Regions from separate parts of the Homo sapiens genome. Here region 2 is linked to region 1. Evidence: read pairs that join two places in POLR2A ChIA-PET (ENCODE). Cell type or tissue: OCI-LY7. All regions are shown on one strand. Each heading gives the region's core, and the rest is flanking DNA. Links, peaks and the distances in the headings are about the cores only.

Region 1 (17,418 bases), core at 7,169-12,168:
TACAAACAGATCAGGTGGGTGCAGATAAAACACTAAATCAGAGGCCATCGACAATGTGCTCCATAGTACTTTTTATGCAAGGCCAAAGAGCTTTGCTGAGATACACGGAGTCTCTTAAAGGAACCAAGCAGCACAAGACAACTAATACTATAAAATGATCCATCTCAGGCGGGCAGATCACGAGGTCAGGAGATCGAGACCATCCTGGCTAACACGGTGAAACCCCATCTCTACTAAAAATACAAAAAATTAGCCGGGTGTGGTGGCGGGCGCCTGTAGTCCCGGCTACTTGGGAGGCTGAGGCAGGAGAATGGCGTGAACCCGGAAGGCGGAGCTTGCAGTGAGTCGAGCTCACGCCACTGCACTCCAGCCTGGGCGACAGAGCGAGACTCTGTCTCAAAAAAAAAAAAAGAAAAAAAAGATCCGCCTCAAATTCCACAGTTTGTTTCTGTGAAAGTCAGGTCCTGTGATAACTAACAACCCAAATGAGAAACCAAACAGCAGAAGTATTGTGAGAGAGTATGCTCTTTTGCACCTAAATTCCAACATTTCCGGCTCTTAGACAATTGCACAGTCTGACTGAAAACTGTAAAATTTCCTTCAAATATAGACCAGCATTGTTTTTATTGTTTATGTGATGAATCGTATATTGAAGACAGAGGAGAAGGGAGCAATCTCAGTGAACTCATGCTATATGAAGAGAGTCCTCTGTAAATCCCAGGCGACCCAGGGGCTGGCAGTGATCAGCAGTGACCAGCCTTCAACGGAGTAAATAAAATCATTACCATAAGAGAAGATGGCTTTTCTCTCCTCTGCTTTGCCAGCTTCAAAACAACCACGGTCTTAAAAGAGTCCCAAGTGTACCGGGGTGGGGGGACCCAGTATCCCAAGCCTCCCCTTGGCTCTAATGAGGAAGGAGGATGTGCTTTGCTTTGATGTACAAAGCTGTATGTTCTCTAACGATGTAGGCAACAGATCAGATTCCATTACGACTTCTCCTTTTAAGCCTTGATTATTCAGCAGCCCTGTTGAAATTAGCTTTTTTTTTTTTAATCCATGAGCAGCTGCATGGAGGTCGGATGGTTTTGCTTGTTGTGTTGTACTGAATCTGTCTAGGCCAAAGTACTCTTGAATATTTATTTAATTCAGTTATTCTTCTGTGCCACTTTTTTTTTCCTTCTAAGCAATAGCACTGGACTCTGAAACCACGAGAATTTCACCATAAAAATGACCAAGAAATTTGATTTGGATTGTAAAACGCAGCTCAGTTCTAACAAGAGATAAATCCTTCTGTCTCTTCTGCCTGTTTCTCTTGCACGCGACATTAATGCCTATTTTGGCACACCATGTCACAGCTGCCAGGCAGAGCTGGGCCCTCCTGTTTCCCTGTTCTTATGAGCTCCCTGCAGAGCAGCCAGGACAGTTGTACTCATGGCTGTCAGGCCCTGGCTGGAGCAGTTACAAAGGCTTCATCTCAGAGCAGGGGGCAGGCTCTGCTCATTGTTCTGGAGAGGTGTTTGGGACTAGATGAGGCGTCATCAGAGAGTCAAAGAAGATGAAACGAAGGATGACTCTGAGACAAAGCAGAGATTTCATGGCAGGTTGAAAAATTCCCAGGGCTGGGAGGGATACACACACATACACACACACACACACACACGCACGCACACGACATTCCTTTTTTTTTTTTTTTTCTGAGACAGTCTTACTCTGTCACCCAGGCTGGACTGCAGTGGTGCCAACTTGGCTCACTGCAACCTCTGTTTCCCCGAGTTTAAGCAATTCTCCTGCCTCAGCCTCCCAAGTAGCTGGAATTACAGGTGCATGCCACCATGCCTGGTTAATTTTTGTATTTTTAGTAGAGACGGGATTTCACCATGTTGGCCAGGCTGGTCTCAAACTCCTGACCTCAAGTGATCCACCTGCCTAGGCCTCCCAAAATGCCAGGATTACAGGCGTGAGCCACCACGCCCGGCCACACATGACATTCTGATCAACAAAACTATTGTCATCCACCTAGATCAGTGGATTACCAGAGTTCTTACCCTTGAATATCTACTGATCTGGAGAAAGGAACTTCCTTATGTATGTGCTTCTGCTTCTCAGACCTCTGTATTATTGATTTAACAGCTCCACCCACTCTGTTTTTCTTTTCTTGCGTTTGCCAGCTGCTTTAGTTATTTTATGACATTTGTCATGAGTGCAGCTTGTTATGCTCAAATACGAAAACGGACTCAGGGACGTTCAAGTTCTTTGGGAGTTGACCCTCAAGTCTTTTTTTTTTGAAACGGAGTCTTGCTCTGTCATCCAGGCTGGTGTGCACCGGCAGGATCTCTGTATATTGCAACCTCAAACTCCTGGGTTCAAGCAATTCTCCTGCCTCAGCCTCCCGAGTAGCTAGGATTACAGGCGCACACCACCACACCTGGCGTATTTTTGTATTTTTAGCAGAGATGGGGTTTCACCGTTTTGGCCAGCTGGTGTCCAATTCCTGACCTCAAATGATCCACCCTCCTCAGCCTCCCAGAAGTGCTGAGACTCCCTCAAGTTCTTTTGATTTTGAGATGGGGCAGGATAGACAAAGCCGTGACCCAGTGGAAACTGGCTTGGCCATTTCTTCTCCAGCTTTTCCCACCAGCCTTGGAACAGCTTCCACACTTCTCACGTCTTCTGATGGCTTTCATGGTTTTATTCACCATCCTTATAGCCACTCCATTGTTTGTATAGTTAATAGATCTCTTTCAAAGCCTCTAGTGGTTTTTTAATGATCCTCTGTGGGTTTTGTGAATTGGGCACCAGCTTCCCTCACCTGCCTCTCCATTGTTTTATGTTTGCTAGGAGCCCTTTAGGGGTCAGTACGGTGGTTGCTGATGACACAACTGATATATTGTGATGCTCCATTCTTCAGGAGAAGGCTTTGTAACAAATGTTGGCATGTTCATTAAAATAGTGGTGTCTTCACCAGTGTTCAGTGTTGACGTTGAGAAAGATGAGTTTGACATTCTCATTGAGCGACAGAAAAATTAAGGAAAATGAGTTGTTTCATATGCCTTTAAGATACATAGCCCAAGTGTGAGCGATTTACTTATCTATTTAAGACAGAGTCCCCGTCTGTCCCCCAGGCTGGAGTGCAGTGGGCGATCTCAGCTCACTGCGGCCTCCTCCTCCCAGGTTCAAGCAATTCTCATGCCTCAGCCTCCTGAGTAGCTGGGATTACAGACCTGCACTACCACGCCCAGCTAATTTTTATATTTTTAGTAGAGATGGGGTTTCACCATGTTGGCCAGGCTGGTCTCAAACCCCTGGCCTCATGTGATCTGCCCACCTTGGCCTCCCAAAATGCTGGGATTACGGGCGTAAGCCACCACGCTGACCCAGTTTTGAGCTAGTTAGCTTGACGCCTGAGCTCTCCCGACTCCTCCTCTGAATATGTGTGCTTCCTTTGTGCCCATCTCAGCTCTCTGTGTTGGTCACTCTCCTTTGAATGTCTGTACCTTTTCTGCAGTAGATGTTTTACCAGATCTTTATTTAGCCACAGTTGGGATTAACTGTCACCTAAATTCCTGATGAAAGATGCACAGGGTGAGTCTTGTGGCCTGCTGGACTTTTGCAGGTGATAAGCTGTCCTCCACCTACTTCTGTGTCTACTGATTGAGTTGTTTGCTTAAGAAGAATAAGGTGCGTTTGCCTTATTGCTTTATTGCGTTGTTGTGCTAGTTGTTATTTTAATACTGTTGTATAATTAAATATTAAATCAACAAAAGATGAACACCAAAAGAAAGAGGGTTGTGATAATCAAAATCAAGTCAATTGCTTTGACAAGAATGAACATGAGCAGCTTAAAACAAAATGCTGTCAAATTAGGTGTGGGTAAGAGAATTGTATCAGATGGATAAACTAGTATCAGTCAAGAAGGATGCTTTACTCAGGTTGCTTTGCAATTCTCTCCACATTCCTGTTCCCCTTTGAAGAGGCAAACTAGAAATTGTGTAGTTAATGAATGCATTAGGAGTGTGGTGATTTCTACAGGAAAGAAATCCCTGTGATTTCTACAGGGAACTCCAATCAGAAGATTTATGTTTAAAGGAAAACTGTGAGCCTGCAGTCAAATAAACTGGGACACAAATGCTCAACATATGTTTATGTTAAATTAAGTGTTTAGGGCATACATTATGTTTCTGTAATTTCCTGTTCTGATTAACTGACCATGTACTTGAACCAAAATAGCCAATAAGAGTGTGTCTAGTGTACGGAAGCTTTAATGTGCTGCTTAGATGCCTTCTCTTCCAGGAAGCTTTCTGACTTTCTCTCTCTGGCCTGGTTTAAGAATCTCATGCCTGTAATCCCAGCACTTTGGGAGGCCAAGGCGGGTGGATCACGAGGTCAGGAGTTCCAGACCAGCCTGGCCAACATAGTGAAACCCCGTCTCTACTAAAAATACAAAAATTAGCCAGGCATGGTGGCATGCACCTGTAGTCCCAGCTACTCGGGAGGTTGAGGCAGGAGAATCTCTGAACCAGGGAGGCAGAGGTTGCAGTGAGCCGAGATCACACCACTGCACCCCAGCCTGGGCAATACAGCGAGACTCCATCTCAAAAAAAAAAAAAAAAATCTCTCATACTAGCTCCCAGGTGCTTGTCCATCACAGCATTTATTGTATTATGTTTGCTCCAATGTCTGTCTCCTCTGCTAGGCTGTAAGTCTGCTGAGGGCAGTGACCTCATTTTTCATCTCCATATTCTTAGGTCCTGACATATTGCCTGGCCCCCGTTGGATGCATGGATGTTTATTGAATGAATATTGAAAGATGGACTTTATTAAATGTGTTGATGGAGAAGCCAAGATGAAAAGCCAGGAATGTTACTCCATGGAGAGACTGTGGAAAAGCTTTGTTGGTATAAGCGGTCATGTTTTGGGGTATTTAAGATGCATCTGATTAGTTGGAAGAGAAAAGACCTGGAATCACAGAGCAACTTGAACATATTTTATTGTTAGTGTTCATTGACTTGGCAGACCCTCTCTTAACTGCAAGGTACTTCTGTACATTTTTTTTTACTCTGAAGAATTTTTCCTTCCCTTTCTTTTTGCTCTCCAAGCGTTATACTCCGCTTTCAGCAGCTAACAAGCGAGCTGTGGAATGGGGCTGGTGCCACCCCACATCGGCTGGGAAGGCCTCAAAAAAAGCCAAATCCTGTTTCAAATCTTGTTTATGCTCCTTCCTCTCTTCCCCAGCTTCAAATCAACAGATGCTTCTAGTCTGGGAACCTAGGGGAGTTCTCAGGGCCATGTATCCTGTTTCTTTTAATAGAATTGCAGCCTGACTAAGGTAAAAATTAGTTTCCTTTTTATATTCTTTAATTCCTTGTCTTCACTCTTTAATCAAATGTCTTGTTTTAATTTTTCCTTGCCCTGTGGCGTTGGCTTATGTCTAGCCACAAAATGTCCCATTTCATATACGTTTTAAAAAGTGGACCACAGGAGGAAATATTTCATCCAAAGGGAATATTATAGTTTGAACACTTAAGATCTAGAATCAAAGAGTCTGCAGTAGGAGTCAGTCACAGAACACAAATAACAGGGCCACAGAATTTTTCTGTTAAACAGAAAAAGTAAGAAAGGAGTCTACATAATATAAACAGCAGTTTAATGTTGCTTTCAAAACATCGAAATGTGAAACCAAATCTCACTCTCCTCACTGGCTGTGGACATGCCTCTTCCCTGAAATTCCCTGAAAAGAATGCCAAATTTAAAAAAACAGAGAACCTAAGAAATAAAATGGTCTTTATTGCAAAAGTCATGATTATCTACATTAAAAATCCCAAAGAACTATTTAAAAAATGACTAAGAAATATAATATGTGAGTTTGTCAAGTTCATAAGATACAAGGTCAATCTGTGGGAATCAACTGTATTTTTAAATACAAGCAATAAATAATTGGAAATTGAAATTCTAAAAATGTATAATTTACAATAACATCAAAACCAAGAAATACTTAGGGATTACTTTAACAAAATGTATGTAAGGTTTGTATGCTGGAAAGTACAAAACATTGATAAGGAAATCGAACAAGACCTAAATAAATGGAGAGATATACTATGTTCATGTGTCAGAAGACTATATATTAAGACATCAGTTAAATGCGGCATGTTCTCACTCATAAGTGGGAGTTGAACAATAAGAACACATGGACACAGGGAGGGGAACATCACACACCAGGGCCTGTGGGGGGATGGCGGGCTGGGAGAGGGATAGCATTAGGAGAAATACCTAATGTAGTTGACGGGTTGATGGGTGCAGCAAACCAATATGGCACGTGTATACCTATGTAAGAAACCTGCATGTTCTGCACATGTATCCCAGAACTTAAATTATAATAATAAAAAAAATACAGTAAGCATTTTGAAAAAAATCAGCGTTATTCTAAAATGTATATGAAAGCAAAGGGCCTAGTACAACCAAAATAATTTTGGAGAACAACAAAGTTAGATGACTCACAAAACCTGAATTTTAGAGTTACTGTAAAGTAATACAAATAAGAAAGGGTGGTGTTGATGAAAGGTTAGATATACAGAGACATGGAACAGGATAGAAAATCCAGAAATAGGCCAAGCGCGGTGGCTCATGCCTGTAATCCCAGCACTTTGGGAGGCCAAGGTGGGCGGATCACGAGGTCGAGACATCGAGACCATCCTGGCCAACATGGTGAAACCCCGTCTCTACTAAAAATACAAAAATTAGCTGGGCATGGTGGCACGCGCCTGTAGTCCCAGCTACCCAGGAGGCTGAGGCAGGAGAATGGCTTGAACCTGGGAGCGGAGGTTTCAGTGAGCCGAGATTGTGCCACTGCACTCCAGCCTGGCGACAGAGCGAGACTCCATCTCAAAAAAAAAAAAAAAAAAAAAGAAAGAAAGAAAGTCCAGACGTAGATAGACACTTACACGGTCAACTGATTTGCAACAAAGCTACCAAGTTCATCAATGTATAAGACATAGTCCTTTCAAAAAGCAAACAATGGAACATCTGTATACTAATGAAAAAAAAAGAAATTCAACCTTTACACCATTGCCTAGCACCATATGAAAATATTAATTTGAAATACGTCATAGACCTAAATGTAAGAGCAAAAACTATAAAACTTCTAAAAGAAAACATAAGAGAATGTAATTGTGTGCTTAGCTTGGGCAAAGGTTTTTTTTTTTTTTTTTTTTTTTAGCTAGGACACAAACACAAATCGTAAAAGAAGGCATGGATAAATAAGCCTTCAAATTTAAAGTTTTTTCTTCTTCAAAATACATTGTTAAGGAAATAAAAAGAGAAGTCATAGATGGGGAGGAAATATTTAGAAAACACATGCCTGTAAAAGAACTCTTACAACTTATTAAGAAAATACACACAACCAATAAAAACTGGATAAAAGACTGGAACAGAAGCTTCGCTAAGGAAGATATATGGATGACAAATAGCACATGAAAAGGTGCTCAACATAATAAGCCATTAGAAAAATAAAAATTAAAACCACTCTTCACCTATTAGAATGGCTAAAATGAAAAACACTGCTAGTGTCGACTGCTGATGGATCATAGAACAACCAGGACTCTCATGCATTGCTGGTGGGAACGTCAATATGGGCACTTTGGGAAAAAGTGCCCATTAAGTGAAATGTACACCGACTGACCGTACTGCCTTATTTTCCTAGGGTTGCTGTAACAAAGTATCGCAAAGTGAGTGGCTTAAAACAACAGCAATTTATTTCTCGCACTTCTGGTGGCTACAAGTGTTGGATGAAGGGATCTACAGGCGGTGCTCCCTCTAAATCCCTCTGAAGCTCCCTCTGAAGGTTATAGGAGAGTTTCCTTCCTCATGTCTTCTAACCTCTGGTACTTGCTGGCAATCCTTGGCACCCTTTAGCTTATTGATACATCACTCCAATCTCTGCCCCTGTTGTCACAAGACCATCTTCTTCCTGCGTGTCTGTTTCTGTGTCTCGTCTCCTCTTATGAGGATACTTACCAGTCAGATTAAGGGCCACCGTACTCCAATATGACCTCATCTTAATTACATCATCTGCAGTGACTATTTTTTTTTTAAGCAGTCTCACTCTGTCGCCCAGGCTGGTACCCAATGGCATCATCTCGGCTCACTGCAACCTCTGTCTCCCGGGTTCAAGCGACTCTCCTGCCTCAACTTCCTGTGTAGCTGGGATAACAGGTTCACACCACCATGCCTGGCTAATGTTTGTATTTTTAGTAGACACGGGATTTCGCTATGTTGGCCAGGCTGGTCTTGAACTGCTGACCTCAAGTGATCCACCTGCCTTGGCCTCCCAAAGTGCTGGGATTACAGGCATGAGCCACCAAGCCCGGCCCGTAATGACTTATTTCCAAATAAGGTCACATTCGAAGACTGGAGATTAGGCCTCAACATCTTTTTGGGGGGCGTGGGGGCAAGGGACAGAATCCAACCCATAATACCATACAACCCGACAGTCCCACTCCTAGGTTTTTACCCAAGAGAAATGAAAACATATGACATATGTTCTCACACAGACCTGTGTGAGATGTTTATAACGGCTTTATTCATAGTCACCCCAAACTGCAAACAAGCCAAGTTCATCAACTGTAAATGGATAAACTGAGATAAACAATACAATGGAATACCACTTGGAAATAAAAAGAACGAATTACTGATACACCCAAGAACATAGAGAAATCTCAAAAGCGTCTTGTGAAGTGAAAGCAGCCCTGAAGGAGACTGAACTGTATAATACCCTTCATGTTGCATTCTGGAAAAGGGAGAACTATGGAGCAAAAATTGCAGAGACTGTGGGTGGGGAGGAGGGAACTCACCACAAGGGGACATGAGTCAACTTTTTTAGGTGGTGAAATATTCCCTATGATAATTGTGGAGGTGGTTACACAACTGTATTACATGAGTCAAAATTAATAGATCTGTAGACTAAAAAGAGTAAATCTTACTGTATATAAATTTCACTTCAAGAAGCTGGGTTTGGTGCTTCACGCCTGTAAACCCCACCTCCCAGCTTCAAGCAATTCGCCTGTCTCAGCCTCCCAAGTAGCTGGGAAAACAGGCATGCGCCACCATGGTAATTAGGCACCAAACTCTGGGTCATGGGCCTGTCTCAGGCCTTTTTTTTTTTTTTTTTTTGGCGTCTACCTGAAACTGTCTCTAGTTGTTTATTCTTTACTCCTGACCGGACAGCACCTTCCTAGATGCAGCAGTGTCCTTTCTTCCCTACCAGGACAGCTTGCTCTTGCTTTACATGTGTTGAAGCTCTGAGCACACAGTTTTACTTTTGTCTCTGCTCAAACACAGATAGCCACTTACGTGTTTCATCACTTCTAAGCAGCCATCAATTGTGAAATTAGGATATCTTAAGCTTCAGATGCCAGAATGTACAATTTTATGTTAAATCATATTCAGTTTAGACCATTTTTGAAAAGACAGTGTCTCCTGAGTGGCTTGACTCCTTGTGAGCAAGACCCAGGCTCTCCCTCACTTCCTGTTGCAAGTTTGAGAGACATGTATCCTCTCCAGGGATTAAAACCAGTAAGGCCCCCCTGCTCCACCTTCAAGTGCAAGCCCCTTCTCTTTGCAGATGCTTTTATCTTGATATGCAACAATTGCTAGCAAGGTGCAGAGCAGGAATTACACACAGGTCTCAACAGGAAAGGCTTGTTTCCTGAGTCTTTCATTCACAGTGAAAACCGGGGCATGATCTTCAAAAAAAACTGAAAATATCCCGAGTCAGTTAATTTCCTTTTCCTTTCCAGCCTCTTTATTTCCTTTTCTTCACTCCTGCTGCATTCTTGTCTGTAATTAGCTCTTCCTCTCGGTTCTCTTTCTTCTCTCTTTTCTCCTATTGCTCCTCTCCTTTTTCTTCTCTTCCTTATCCTTCTCTTATTCACCCACCTGCCTGCCTTATTTTTATTTTTACTTTCCTTACTCTCTCTCTCTCTCTTTTATTTTATTTTTATCTTTTTGAGACAGGGTCTCCCTGTGTCACCCAGGCTGGAGTACAGCGGCACAATCATGGCTCACTGCAGCCTTGACCTCCCAGGGCATCCTCCCACCTCAGCCTCTGAAGTAGCTGGGTCCACAGATATGTGCCATCACACCCAGCTAATTTTTGTATTTTTTGTGCAGAGGCAGGGTTTCCCCATGTTGCCCAGGCTGGTCTCCAACTCCTGGGCTCAAGCGATCTGCTTGCCTTGGCCTCCCACAGGGCTGGGATTACAGGCATAAGCCACTGAGTCCAGCCTCCTTACTCTCTCGAGTGTGCCTTTCATTATTGCTGTTCTTACTCTGTAAAGTTTTGTGTTCTCCAATATGCCTAGAAGAAAGTCTGCCACAAAATTGCCAATAATATACCCACTGGGTCTTTCCATTTTTTTATACCAGGCTGACCTAGGCAATGGAACAATACCTTTTATCCATTTCTTGGTGTGATTACAGCTCAGGCATATTCATTTTCAACCTCATTAATAGTCCCCTGGGCTTACTTTATGTCATCAGAAGAGGAGTGAGAATTATGGAAATCTCAGTAAAAACAATGCCCCTTGTCTTTTCATTTCTGTGGTGTTTTTGAAGCTCGAGTTTCCAGTAGCTCCATAGAACTGCTAATCAGATTTTTTCCTGTATATAAAACTGAGTCTTAAGAAGAGTCATTCCAACAAACATGCAACATGCCCTTAGTTCAGCTTTATCAAAATTTTCAATAAAGATACTCAGTTCAGTCATCCACAAGCAGGTCAATATTATTATTATTTTTTTAAAAAGCCACTGTCCTTAAGGCTCTTTATTTAACATAGCAGGGACATATCCAACCTCTTTTAGAAAGTTTTAAAATAATTGTTACAAAATGTTTGAAGGAATAAACTATTAAGGGAAGTTTTTGTGATTCTTTTATACAATTGGGAAGTATGCCTAAGTAATTCCGTCATATTTATTTTTAATTTAATTTGATAAATATCTATCTAGCTCTGATTATGAAGTACTTATTGTGCTAGGCACTAAAAAAGATTAAAACATTGATTCCTGCCTGCCTTCAAAGTTGACAAGGTAATTAGGGAACACATACAAAAAATTATTGCTTAGGACAAATAAGAAGTTTGTTAGCTTCTCGAGTATGGAATGGTGCTTTTTATTTAACTTACTCTGTTCCCAAATCTAGCTCACTCCTTTCCACACAGAGATACTTAATAAGTAATTTATAAATGCTCAGTGCTATTAAAAAATTAAATAAGCACTTGGTCTAGGTTATAAAAGTTAAGGAAGGCCTTGTGGCAGACCTAAGATTTGAACAGAAACTTAATGCATGGGCAAAACTTGGATCTGCTAACAGAGGGGAGGAAGAGCATTTCTGCCAGAGGGAACATCATGAATGAAGATTGGGAGGTGGAAGTGGGTGTATTTATGCCTCACAGGAAACTTGGCTAGAGTAGAGTTCACTTCAGCAAGGCCTAGGCTTAATGTCCAGAAGACCAAAAGATATCCATTAATTCTCTCCCTACAAGATCGTTCCTATCAGCTTATAGAAAATTATTTGTTTCTGCCTTTTTTTTTGTTTTTTTGAGATGGTGTCTCACTTTGTCACCCAGGCTGGAGTGCAGTGGCATGATCTCAGCTCACTGCAACCTTCACCTCCCAGGTTCAAGTGGTCCTCCTGCCTCAGCCTCCCAAGTAGCTGGGACTACAGGCACATGCCACCATGCCCAGCTAATTTTTGTATTTTTAGTAGAGATGAGTTTTCACTATATTGGACAGGCTGGTCTCGAACTCCTGACCTCAAGTGATCCACCCACCTCGGCCTCCCAAAGTGCTAGGATTACAGATGTGAACCACCACACCCAGCAGTTTCTGCCATTTTTAAAAACAAGCAAAACAGTGAAACAAAACCTTTCTTGGCCCTGGATTCCCCTCCGTCTACTACCCTTGACAAAGCTGCCTATACTAGCTGCCTCCAATTCCTCTTTTCCCATTATGTCTTGAAGCCACTCCAGCCAGGTCTTCACCCCTGCTGCTCCCCGAGTGATTCTTGGGTTGGTAAACAGTCCCTGTCTCGTGTAACCTGGTAGCAGCGTTTCACAAAGGTGCCCATCACATCCTCTCCTGCTTGAAACCCTGGTCTCACTTGGTTTCCAGGTTTCATTCATAGCTCCCTTGGGTCCCATTCACTTTCACTGGCCATTCCTTCTCTAAGTCTCTTTTTTTTTTTTTTTTTTTGAGACAGAGTCTCGCTTGCTGTGTCACCCAGGCTGGAGTGCAATGGCACGATCTTGGTTCACTGCAACCTCTGCCTCCTGGGTTCAAGCAATTCTCCTGTCTCAGTCTCCCGAGTAGCTGGGATTACAGGCATGCGCCACCATGCCTGGCTAATTTTTGTATTTTTAGTAGAGACTGGGTTTCACCATGTTGGTCAGGCTGATCTTGAACCCCTAACCTCAGGTGATCCACCTCCCTCAGCCTCCCAAAGTGCTGGGATTACAGGCGTGAGACACTGCACCTGACTCCTTCTCTGTCTCTTTTGCCAGTTCCCAGCAGCTCCCCGACCACTAAATGCCAGAGCGCCCTGGGCACAGGCCTCAGTTTCTCCCTTGGTGGTGAATGCAGGCTCCTGGCTTTCAGTATCACACACACACTGATGGCTTCTGATCGTGCTCAGAGCCTCTAAGAGCCCACAGGACCTCATGTGATCTGTGAACCTCCCAGGACAACGACTGTTTAGGGGGAAAGAAAGAAGCAAGTTCAAATTGTATTTATTTATTTATTGAGATGGAGTCTCACTCTGACGCCCAGGCTGGAATGCAGTGGCGCGATCTTGGCTCACTGCAACCTCTGCCTCCCACGTTCAAGCGATTCTTCTGTATCAGCCTCCCGAGTAGCTGGGACTACAGGCGCCCGCCAACACTCCTGACTAATTTTTGTATTTTTAGTAGAGATAGGGTTTCACCATGTTGCCCAGGCTGGTCTCGAACTGCTGACCTCAAGTGATCTGCCCTCCTCGGCCTCCCAAAGTGCTTGGATTACAGGTGTGAGCCACTGCCCCCAGCTGACTTTGAATTTTAATAAAAGAAAAGCCAGTCGTCCAGCTTTGAGGGAAAAGCGTTGTATAATTTGTTTTACTAGATTAGCCTAGCTGATGTGGCCTGTTTGTGAGATGACTTGAGTCATAGTGTATGCTTGTGTGGGGCAGACGGAAGGAAAGCAGTATTAGTGGATATGCACTCTGAGGATTGTGTGTCTGTGGGCCAGGCAGAATTTGATAGAGATGGAGAGAAAAATGTAGATTTGAGAGAAATGACAGAGAAAGCAATGTCTTGGTTTTGTCGCCAAAGTAGATGTAGGGCGTAAGTGAGGAAATTAAGATTATCTTGAAGTTTGTGCAGTGAAAAAACTGTCAGGTTAGTAAGGAGGCATGGGGTAAGTAAGGAAGTTCTGAGTAAGAAGAGAAGTTCTGCTTTTCATTAGTCACATGGATAAACTGTCTTTTAAAAGATTATGAATCTCTCCAAATCAAGCTAAGAATGGTCATGAGCAAATCATTCTTAAAATCAATTTCCGTACCACTAGGTTTCTATTGTTCTATGATAACATTTCAATTGCCAATTCAATTCATTGAAAGTTTATGGGCTCGGTGAGGTGGCTCACACCTGTAATCCTAGCACTTTGGGAGGCCAAGGCAGGCAGATCACTTGAGGTCAGGAGTTCGAGACCAGCCTGGCCAACGTGGTGAAACCTTGTCTCTCCTAAAAACACAAAAATTAACCGGCCATGGCGGTGCACGCTTGTCATCCTAGCTGCTCGCGGGGCTGAGGCAGGAGAATTGCTTGAACCTGGGAGGTGGAGGTTGCACTGAGCTGAGATTGCGCCGCTGCACTCTAGCCTGAGCGACAGAGTGAGACTCTGTCTCAAATAAATAAATAAAATTAAAAAAAGAAAGTTTACCTATTTCATCCTGAGTCACTTTGTAGCGACTTGTATTTTTCTAGGAATTTTTATTTCATCTGCATTTCCAGACAAAGTTGCTCATCATGGTTTTGTATGCTGTTTTTAGTTTTGGGGTATCTACAGTTATGTCTCCATTTTTATTCCCAGTCTTTTTTACTTGTTCTTTCTCTGTGTGTCTTTGTCTCTCAGCCTGTCACTTATCATTTTGGACAAAGGTCTGTTATTTTCTTTGGTCTGTCAAAGACAAGGACAGTTCTATCATATCTTTGTATTTCTTTATTTTGTCCTTGTAATTATTTGTGTATGAAATGATACAAATGATAGCAAATGGCTGAAGCAATTGTTGCAGAGAGAAATGAGCTGAGAAAAGCAGGTGCCTGTCAAAGTACAGTTTCCTGCAATGTGTGTTAGCTGTGGACTTAGAAAAAGGAGGCCACCAGAACAAGCTGGAATCTTGGACAGGGTAAGTAAGGAAGGACAGGGCAGGTTGTTCTGAGTGCTGATGGCAACTGAGAGACGAACAAGGAGAATTGCAAAACCTTTCCAGAAACTGCCCTCAGCTGCCCAAGGACTCTGTCCTTCCATCATGCATTCATTCTCTCTTTTTCCTTATAAAGTTCCAACTTTTATTAATATTATCCAGCTAACACTAACATTAGTTAGGATTTTAGTTCATGTTAAATTTGGTGGAACAAATAGAAGAATGTTATTACTTGAACAGCAGTTTTAAAAGTCCAGTAATCATTAGCAGTTCAAATGTGTGGGTCACACACTTCTCTAAGCAGAGTTAATAAGTAAACCTTCTCTGGCACGATTTAACATTAGCTGCAGTTTGAACTTTACTTCTAAGATTGGAGTGGATCACACAGCTCTCTCTTCCAGACAAGCCTGGGGAGCACAACAACTAAAGCTGGAACTTTTTATATAAATAAGGACTTATGTATATAACATGTATATATATTTATACTCATACATACACACACATACACATATACACACATGTATAAGGACATATAAATGTTTTATATGTATGAGGATATAAATATATAAATATATGTATTTTGTGGCTGAGAGTGACTCCCAGCTAATAACTAGCAAGGAAAAATTTATGCATATATATTTTTATACATATTTATAAATGAATGAGCTTAGAAGAGGACCTTGAGCTCCAGACGAGATGAACTATGAGCCCTGCCAAGATCTTGATTTTGATTTTGGGAGGCCTTCAGCAGAGAATGCAGCCGTGCCACTTCTGGACTACAGAAATAACTATGAATTCATTTACTGTTAAGTCCAGAGGAAACTGAAGCTTTGGATAAGTTTCTTATCCGAGGTCACCAGGCAGATCTCTTTAGTCCTAGCCTAGCCTTCCTTCCATTCTTCCATGAACTTATTTTATTGCAATTAATAGAAGTTAGGTGAATATATATATATATATATATATATATATATATATATATATATATAAAACTGGCATTCAACTAGTTATTAATAATATAAGCATTCCAAAGGATACTTCCCGCTAATGGAAATGTCTGTATCTAGAGCGAATATCAGAAAGAAGAAAAAAAAGTTGGAGCAAACTGTAGAATGTTCACAGAAATTTGGCCATTTGTATTGTATGTCAGTTATTTGAATTAGGAAATTTACAGAAATTATCTTCATATTGCTTAATTGCAGAGATGGTTTGTTTACTCATTAGTGTCGACCATTAAGTTACCTTAATATTTTTGACAGGATGAGCGCTTAAGGATTTTGTTCCCCTCTCTTTGCTATTTAGAGATTTTAGTTTTAATACACAGGAAGACTCTCAGGAAATCCTTTTTTCTGGTTTTGGATTCATGTAAAGAAAAAAACGTAAAATGCAGATCTTTGCATCATTCAGTAGTCGTTTATGTGAGTAACAGCTGTTTCTCTCGATTCTTCGCGATGTGCAGTTACAAGTTAGAACCACCATTTCATAGAGTCCCTTTGATTTTAAAATTGTGAACAATGAAAAGCAAGTGTTCTTTAAAAACGAAATTAAGTGTTTTAGGCAGTACATATATTAAATGTTTGGAAAATAAAACTCTCCTGAATTTTTAAACTCTCTAGAATTGGCAAAGTACTCAGTTACATTATGAAATACAGCTCTGTTTTGGAGCTTGCAAAATGCTTTTGTAGTGGATAACTACTGCAGGGGACAATACTCATCTTTACTGTTGGTGCTGTTAGCATATTTAATGAAGTAATTCCATTCCTGTGATCACAAATGCTCATGCACAGAGGCTCTTTTAATGAAACAGCTTATCATCTGGTTTCTAGCATGTTCTTTCAGATTTGGGCATATCATTTTGATCCTTCCTAAGTACTATTAATTTAAAAAGGTATGCATGTGCTATATTTGCTTGGCAAACCACACAACTTTTCACAAAGATTTTCCACAAATGAGTTCTCTAAGTCTCTTTATTGAAAGGCATTATCTTCCTGAGTTATGGAATATTACATTAACGTCATACAACAATTGTGCAAAACAGTTAAGCAAAATAAAGGGACTTCTGTTATATTTACATGATTATGCTATTTAAATGATAAAATTAGGATGCCATATTCTTTTTTATTTTTTTTTTGAAGTGGAGTCTTGCTCTGTCACCCAGGCTGGAGTGCAGTGGTGTGATCTTGGCTCACTGCAAGCTCTGCCTCCCGGGTTGATGCCATTCTCCTGCCTCAGCCTCCCGAGTAGCTGGGACTACAAGCGCCCATCACCATGCCTGGCTAATTTTTTGTATTTTTAGTAGAGATGGGGTTTCACCGTGTTAGCCAGGATGATCTCAATCTCCTGACCTCGTGATCCACCCGCCTCGGCCTCCGGAAGTGCTGGAATTACAGGCGTGAGCCACCGTGCCCGGCCTAGATGCCATATTCTTAACTTCGTTTTCCTTTCCCTATTGTTTTCAGTATTCAGGTCATCAGGGGTCAATGAAGACTTGGTAACCACTGAACGGACCATGTGGGAATTCGGTTATTACTCAATAAGAATTCCTTCTTAGGCCTGGTTCCTGGTTTACTGCTGAGCTCTGCATGTGATACCTCTCCAAGGTTTCCACCTTCTGCCTGCCCTCACATTCTATGTTTATATTAAAGAGCATCTGTCTGTTTGCCTGTCCTTCCATCTGTCATAGAATTCTAAGATAGCCTCCACAATTCCTGGCCTCTGGTATACACACAACTTCTCCAGTTATTCAGTCATACCCTAATCTAGCTATTGCTGTGATGGGATTTTGCAGATGTAAGGAAGGTCTCAAGTCAGTTACCTGTCAAGATAGGAAGATGATCTGGGTGTGCCTGACCTAATCACATGAGCACTTTAAGTCTGAGTCTAGAGCCCTAGATGGCCAAGTCAGAGATTGGAAGCATAGAAGGATTTGCTGAGACACTGCTGACTGGAAGATGGGGAGGGCCACATGATGA
Region 2 (6,418 bases), core at 1,419-6,418, 66 kb after region 1:
ATATTTATAATGTAAAACAAAGAGCTCAACTGCTTATGACTAATCTGAGCAGGCAGTGTTGTGTACTGCTGCTATGACAACTAATAATTTCGGTCTGACATTGACAGGTAACTTGTTAGACCATAGGAGCTTGCATACTCACAATTGTTCTATATTTGCTTTAAAAAATGCCTGAATCAGTCATCAGATGATGGTGTATTATTGACATATTTTTCATCCACTTGATTAAATGAGCTTTTGGTTGATATACTTCTGTGAACTTCATTGACCACCCATCGCTGCTTCTGCTCACCCACTTTTTTGGTAGAGGATTGGAGGGGATAGCATTTGTCATCTACCTTACACAGGAAAGAAAGGGACAGTGTAACCCTGTTTTGAAATGTTCTGTTGAAACTTATTAGCTGCTTGGTGCTGGTACTTCCTGTTTCCAAAACCAATGTTTATGCAACGCTACACTCCATTGTGAGATTATTTATTGCCTTAAGCAGAACTCCTGGCATGTTTGAGACCCTGCCCCTCTCATTTGTACCAGATCCCCAAGTCTCAACTGGTCCAGTCCATTTCACACCAGCAGTACCAGCCTTCATCCCTCTCCTGCCTCCCTTCTGTTGGGTGGCAAAGACCTTGTTGGGTAAATAAGTTTAATCTAATGGTTCTCCCAGCTCATTCCTCCTGCCCAGTCTGAGTTCCGGCCCTTATGACTCTCTGACTGTCATTGTCTTGGCTTTGAATTACCTGGCACCTTTGCCCTGTCTGAGCAATGCTAGCACTCACCTCCCTTCCTTTAGTAAACCTACTCATGATGGGTGTCATGTTTCTCATGCCTGCAGTGCTGTGAACTGCAGTGCCATAAGGTAGGTGGGAAGTATTCGTGGGGGAGGTGTGTTTGTGGAGTAAGGCAGTGGGAGGGTAGAGGAAAAGGAGATAAAGAAAAAGCCCATTTCTAACTCTCTGAACAGGCGAGGCCAGCTTATCTGAGATGCCTGTGATCAGGTGAGTCCATATCTACTATACATTAATTATATATGACATATGTGTGGCAGTGAGCCTCTTAGGATGGGCCAGAGGCGGCAAACCTTGCAGCAAGCCTGGGAGGTGAAGACAAGGAAAAACGGGCTCAGAAAGCTACCTGAGCCCCCTGAACCGCTTTAAAACGAGTCAGCCTGTTTGAAGCCTGGCCCTCCCATTATTAATTGTTATGAATTTTATGAATTTGGGCAAGTTTCTTAGCCTCTCTGGCCCTCAGAACCTACCTCAGAGTGTTGTAAAAATTCACTGAGATAATGGCAGTTAGGACTGCCCAGCTCAAAGCTAATATTAGTTAAGTAATTATTTTTGTTGTTTTTGCTGCTGAACTAAGGCCAGCTGATATGTGGCAGAGCTGGGCTGAGTTTCTCAGACTCTAAAGCTTGGGCTCCTTCTGCGAGTCATACTATTACTGTTGCCTCATCTGTTTTGGTCAGTATGAAAAGTGCCTCAGTTCTTAGTGTCTCCCCTACTCTTTTTGCCCAGTTTCCTGTGTGGTGGGGTTAAATGGCCCTTGACTGGTTCCTGGTACCAGGGACCAGAGAACTTCCTTCTTACCCATTGTTAATTTGAGCTAAGGGTGTGGAATTTTGTTCAGCTTCTTAGAAAATTATGCAGATAGAATGATTGCTTTGGCATTAAGAAACTTGTTAACTGACTTTCACTATGTTTTTTTTTTAAAGGAGAATGCAGTTGAAACTAATTTTGTGGATAGAGAAACTGTTGGAACTGCTTTACAAAGTATTTTAGTAAGTGTGGGGAAATTTACTGTCTCGGTCATCTTTATTCCTCAGCTTTCATCATGATGTAGGGGAAAAACTTACCTGTGAACAGATATAATTATTGAAGTCATCTTTAATTTGTATTCTCTCCCTCATTCACACACAGGTAAAAAGAGTTGAGATTATTTTTTAACAATTGGAGAAGGTAGTTTAAAGATTAGGTGGAAGAGAAGATGATGTCTTACTATCAGTAATATTAACCCAAATAAAACTGTTTAAATGTTTCCCATTTGGAAGAGATCATGACAGGTGGTATAGAGCAAGCTCATCCAATGTACATTGCTGTTGGACGTTTTTGTGTGCTTTCGCTAGTCTCAAGAGAGCTGCCAAATTACTGTGGCAAGTTTAAGTAAGTGAATTAGGGCAGGATTTTCCAAGCTGCTAGGCAGTCTGTTAGTGGGTCATAAAATTAGTTTAGTGGGTCACAACAAGCATTACAACGAAGTGAAATAATGACTTTTTTTTTTAATGGAGTCTTACTCTGTCACCCAGTACAGTGGTGAGATTTTGGCTCACTGCAACCCTTCCATCTCCCGGGTTCAAGCTTTTCTCGGGCCTCAGCCTCCCAAGTAGCTGGGATTACGAGTGTGTGCCTGGCTAATTTTTGTATTTTTAGTAGAAATGGAGTTTGGCTATGTTGCCCATGCTGGTCTCGAACTCCTGGCCTCAAGTGATCCACCCACCTTGGCCTCCCAAAGTGCTGGGATTACAGGCGTGAGCTACCACGCCTGGCCAAAATAATGAACTTATCACAGTATACAGCATGTTGTAAAGGCTATGTATTTCTCCTGGAAACGTTGACTTCATTTTTTTTTTTCATTGTTGGGTGTGTGTGGGTAGTGGATCACTGTATATAGATAAAGTGCGTTTGAAAGCCTCCGATCTGAGATATTTTAGAAAGTTTATCTGAGTTCTTTAGAGCAAGTCTAATTGTGCAGAGAAGGAAAGTGCTTATAACTGAGTCTTTCTTAGCTGTATTTCCATCACCATTGAGTGGATTCACCGTGACCCATTTTAGGGTTCAGGACTTTGGTCATCACAGTGGCAATGTTTTGCAACATCCTCCTTCCTTCTGTGGTTCCCACCAAGATCTTCCCAAGCATCATTTCTAGGTGGGAGGGTCACACATAGCCATGCCGGTTATCACAGGCAATTACACAGAGTAGATGTGATCACACAGACCGTCCTTTTCAAATTAAAAATGTTTTGTTTCTCTAAGGCTGTCATTTTTCTTTTCTCTACACTAAATAAAATAGTTCACAATCCTTTACAATAGAACTACACCATATGTCACAGAAGGCAGGTCTCCGAGAGGCTAAATGTGTGGCAAAAGTAGACAGGAAGCACAGTCCAACCGCTGTAGGGTTGAAATATGAAAAGCTAGTGTCACAGGCCACCAAGAAGGTTCTGAAGCCTTTTTGGGGGAGAACTGGGGAGAATTTGATAAAGCCAGAAAGGTACAAATAGGGACTATTGAGACTGGCATTTCAGTGGATTAAACTATAGAAGGAGAAAAAGATATTCCTTAACATTGGTGATAATATGTTGTTATCAGGTATAATGATTTATAGTAATGGTAATACAGATATTTTTTTTTCCAGAGCTAATACATTTTGTAAGTGGAAAATAAGGTTTATGTCTTCAATTCTAAAGATTCATAGATGAAATTAGGAAAATAGTGTCCTTAAAAAAAAAAAAAGGAAAATAGTGTCCTTCCTAATTAACATGTCCCATGTACCACTGTGTTTATGTACTTTCTACTATAAACTGAATTTTAAAATCTTGAATAAAGTATACTCACAAATAATTGGAATCTTACTCAGTTTGACATTTGTAAGATTATCGGCCGGGTGAGGTGGCGCACACCTGTAATCCCAGCACTTTGGGAGACCAAGGCGGGCAGATCACCTGAGGTCAGGAGTTTAAGACCAGCCTGGCCAACATGGTGAAACCCCGTCTCTACTGAAAATACAAAAATTAGGCGGGCATGGTGGGCGCCTGTAGTCCCAGCTACTCAGGAGGCTGAGGCAGGAGAATCGCTTAAAACTGGGAGGCAGAGATTGCAGTGAGCCGAACTTCATCTCAAAAAACAAAACAAAACAAAACAAAATTATAAACCAAAATGTAGAGAATGACTTTTAGATTTTGTTCTTTCAACTCTGAGTTGCCTCGGAAAACTTTTAAAAGAATTGTCTCATTTTTCATGGCCTTTGTGCTACATTTTTAAGTACTTAATCCATTTAAGGAGGTAAAACTATCCTACTGTAATTAAGCTGTTCAGATTAATTTTTTTAAGGCATAAAGGAAGTAGTTAGCTATGATGATCTGTATTTTCTTGTTACATAATTATTTTACAATTGTTCCTCTCGAAGTGATGAGTGATTTCCTCTATAACCAGCTGTCAGTAAAAGACAAGTTTTCATTATGAGTATGTTAACGTGTCCTTTGTCCTTGTCCTTTTCATTTAGTTAAAGTAACCAGTAGCTCCTATTTATGTGAACTTGAAAAAGGTACTGTTAAAAAAAGTTCTGACCTTTGTGATAAGAGCTGTGAGTGAAGTCAAAGCTGATAGGATGCTGGGTTCTTGGGTAATGAATCCTGTTACAACAAAAGAAATGAAAGCATGACAACTTGGGTAACTCAGGGAAAGAAGCCGATTTCTCCATTTCATGTGGACTTCGTATCAGGTGGAGCATTTACTTAAGGGGTGCCACGCCACCTTTTTCTGTTCTTTCCCTGAGTCATACTGCTGCTGTAGGATTTAAATCCCTCGATGGTGTGTTGAGACTTTGGGCAAACATCACTTGACCATAGAGTTATTAGGTAGTAACAGACTTGATTGCAATGCAATGAATTGCCAGAGTGAGTAACTTGATGGAGGATATGTATTGGTTCTTGGGGCAAAAGTCCTCATACCTGACAGCCGAGGACTAGAGCTGCAGACTCAGTGGTAGGTGGTGGTTGTTCTCACAGACTTGTGTAGTGGGGAAGGAGTGACTATTAAGGCTTTGTTTTGAGAGAGACAGACAGAGAATTGACTTGAGGATGGACGCTTACAAAGTAGACATGAGATTACTGCAGTAGTCCTAAATGATCCTTAAAAGCATCCTGTTGGAGTCAAGATAAATCGGATCACTTCACTTCTATAGGATCTGGATTATGACTGATGTCTCTGTTCCTCATCACTAAAATGAAGTGGTATTTCTCGAAGGCCTCTTTTAACTCCAGAATTAGATGAATTTTTGAAATGTTGAATATTTTCTAAAACAGCCTCCTTTCCATTCCCGTAAGAAAAACGGTTGTTATGCTCTATAGACATGTGGCACCCGATGTCTGGGTATTTACCAGTGAGCTCTTTGTTTTTAGGCTTTCATCATTCTGTGTTCCTTGTTTGCCAAGTAGGATGCTCACTTGCAGGATGCGGTCATTTTCCCATTCAGCTTTTAAGTTTTCCTGTGTCTGTTACTGTCCATACAGATAGTGAAAGGCTTCAGCTGAGTCCTGTGGGGAGATCACTTCGAGTTTCTGGGTTTGGGTGTGCTGTGATGGGGTGACTGAGATCACTGTCGGTGGTGAATGAACGGTCTCATGGAGCTGGGGTTGCCCTGCTTTTGTTTACTCGTGACTCTACAGGGCAGCCTGTGGGAAAATGGCAAGGCTTGGCGTCCTGGAACCACAAGCCTCCAGAGGGAGTTGAATTAATGTGCAGAGTTGAATCAGGGAAAGTTCAGAGGCAGTGTAGTTTACTCCCTTATTCCAGTACCCACACTCACTACAAATGTGTTTACATTTAAACTTTTGCCAAAGCCCCCTTAGTTTAAAAGGGAGGCTTCACATAAATGGAAAAGCTGAGGCCAAAAGGCCTAAACTTCTCTCATCTTTATTGCTTATTGCAGCTTTTATTATAGATGCTGCGAGTACTCAGCACTTCTAAGAAACTCCGATTGCTCTTGTTTCCCTTTCAGCTTGGAGCTGGGATCCAGAGTAGTTAACTGAGGGGCCTCGCAAGCCCCTTGTCAGGAGGATGGCCTGCCTTTGAAGGCAGTTGACTCTTGTATGTGTCTTAGTCTCTTTAGGCTGCCATAACAGATGCCACAGACTGGGTGGCTTAAACAATAGATGTTGGTTTCCTCACACTTGTGGAGGCTAGAAGTCCTAGATCAAGGTGCCAGCAGATTGGGTTCCTGGCTTGCAGACAGCCGTCTTCTCATTGTGTCCTCACATGGCATTGAGGCTGGAGAGTACAGGGAGAGAGATTGAGAAAGAAGGAGCTCTGGTCTCTTTTCCTCTTCTTATAAGGACACTGATCCCATCATGTGGGCTGCAGCCTCATGACCTCATCTAAACCTAATTACCTTTCAAAGGTCCCACCTCCAAATACTGTCACTTTGGGGGTTAGGGCTTCAACATAGGAATTTTGGGGGGACTCAGCATTCAGTCGGTGTGTGTGTGCGTGTGTGTGCGTGTGCATGTGTACTTGTAGAGGAGGGTTGATTGTCCACCTGACAGCCGTTGCCATCCCCTCTTCCCTGCTGGATGCCAATTTGCATTTTTCTGGCACGTTTTGCGGCTAGAGTGGTCATGTGACACTGTTCTGGCCAATGAGGCGA

The links. ChIA-PET counts read pairs that join two places held together with the same protein. Peaks named below come from ENCODE experiments on the same cell type or tissue, not always from the same donor. Only the 100,000 strongest peaks of a DNase experiment are listed, where the experiment ranks them.
Region 2: POLR2A ChIA-PET joins it to region 1 with 16 read pairs; 11 of 35 experiments call an interaction of 5 or more read pairs at or near these places.

The regions. Positions count from the first base shown.
Region 1 is chr10:14,609,502-14,626,919 of GRCh38, reverse strand. All of the region lies in intron 2 of FAM107B (family with sequence similarity 107 member B), which reads left to right. Among named protein-coding and RNA genes, the nearest start is that of FAM107B, 160 kb to the left of the region's middle. In OCI-LY7, for the core only: a CTCF peak has its summit at 8,825; a DNase peak (open chromatin) is centred at 9,569; H3K4me3 peaks cover 682 bases; H3K27ac peaks cover 782 bases.
Region 2 is chr10:14,548,679-14,555,096 of GRCh38, reverse strand. All of the region lies in intron 2 of FAM107B (family with sequence similarity 107 member B), which reads left to right. Among named protein-coding and RNA genes, the nearest start is that of MIR1265, 120 kb to the right of the region's middle. In OCI-LY7, for the core only: no CTCF peak of the experiment used is centred there; no DNase peak of the experiment used is centred there; H3K27ac peaks cover 201 bases.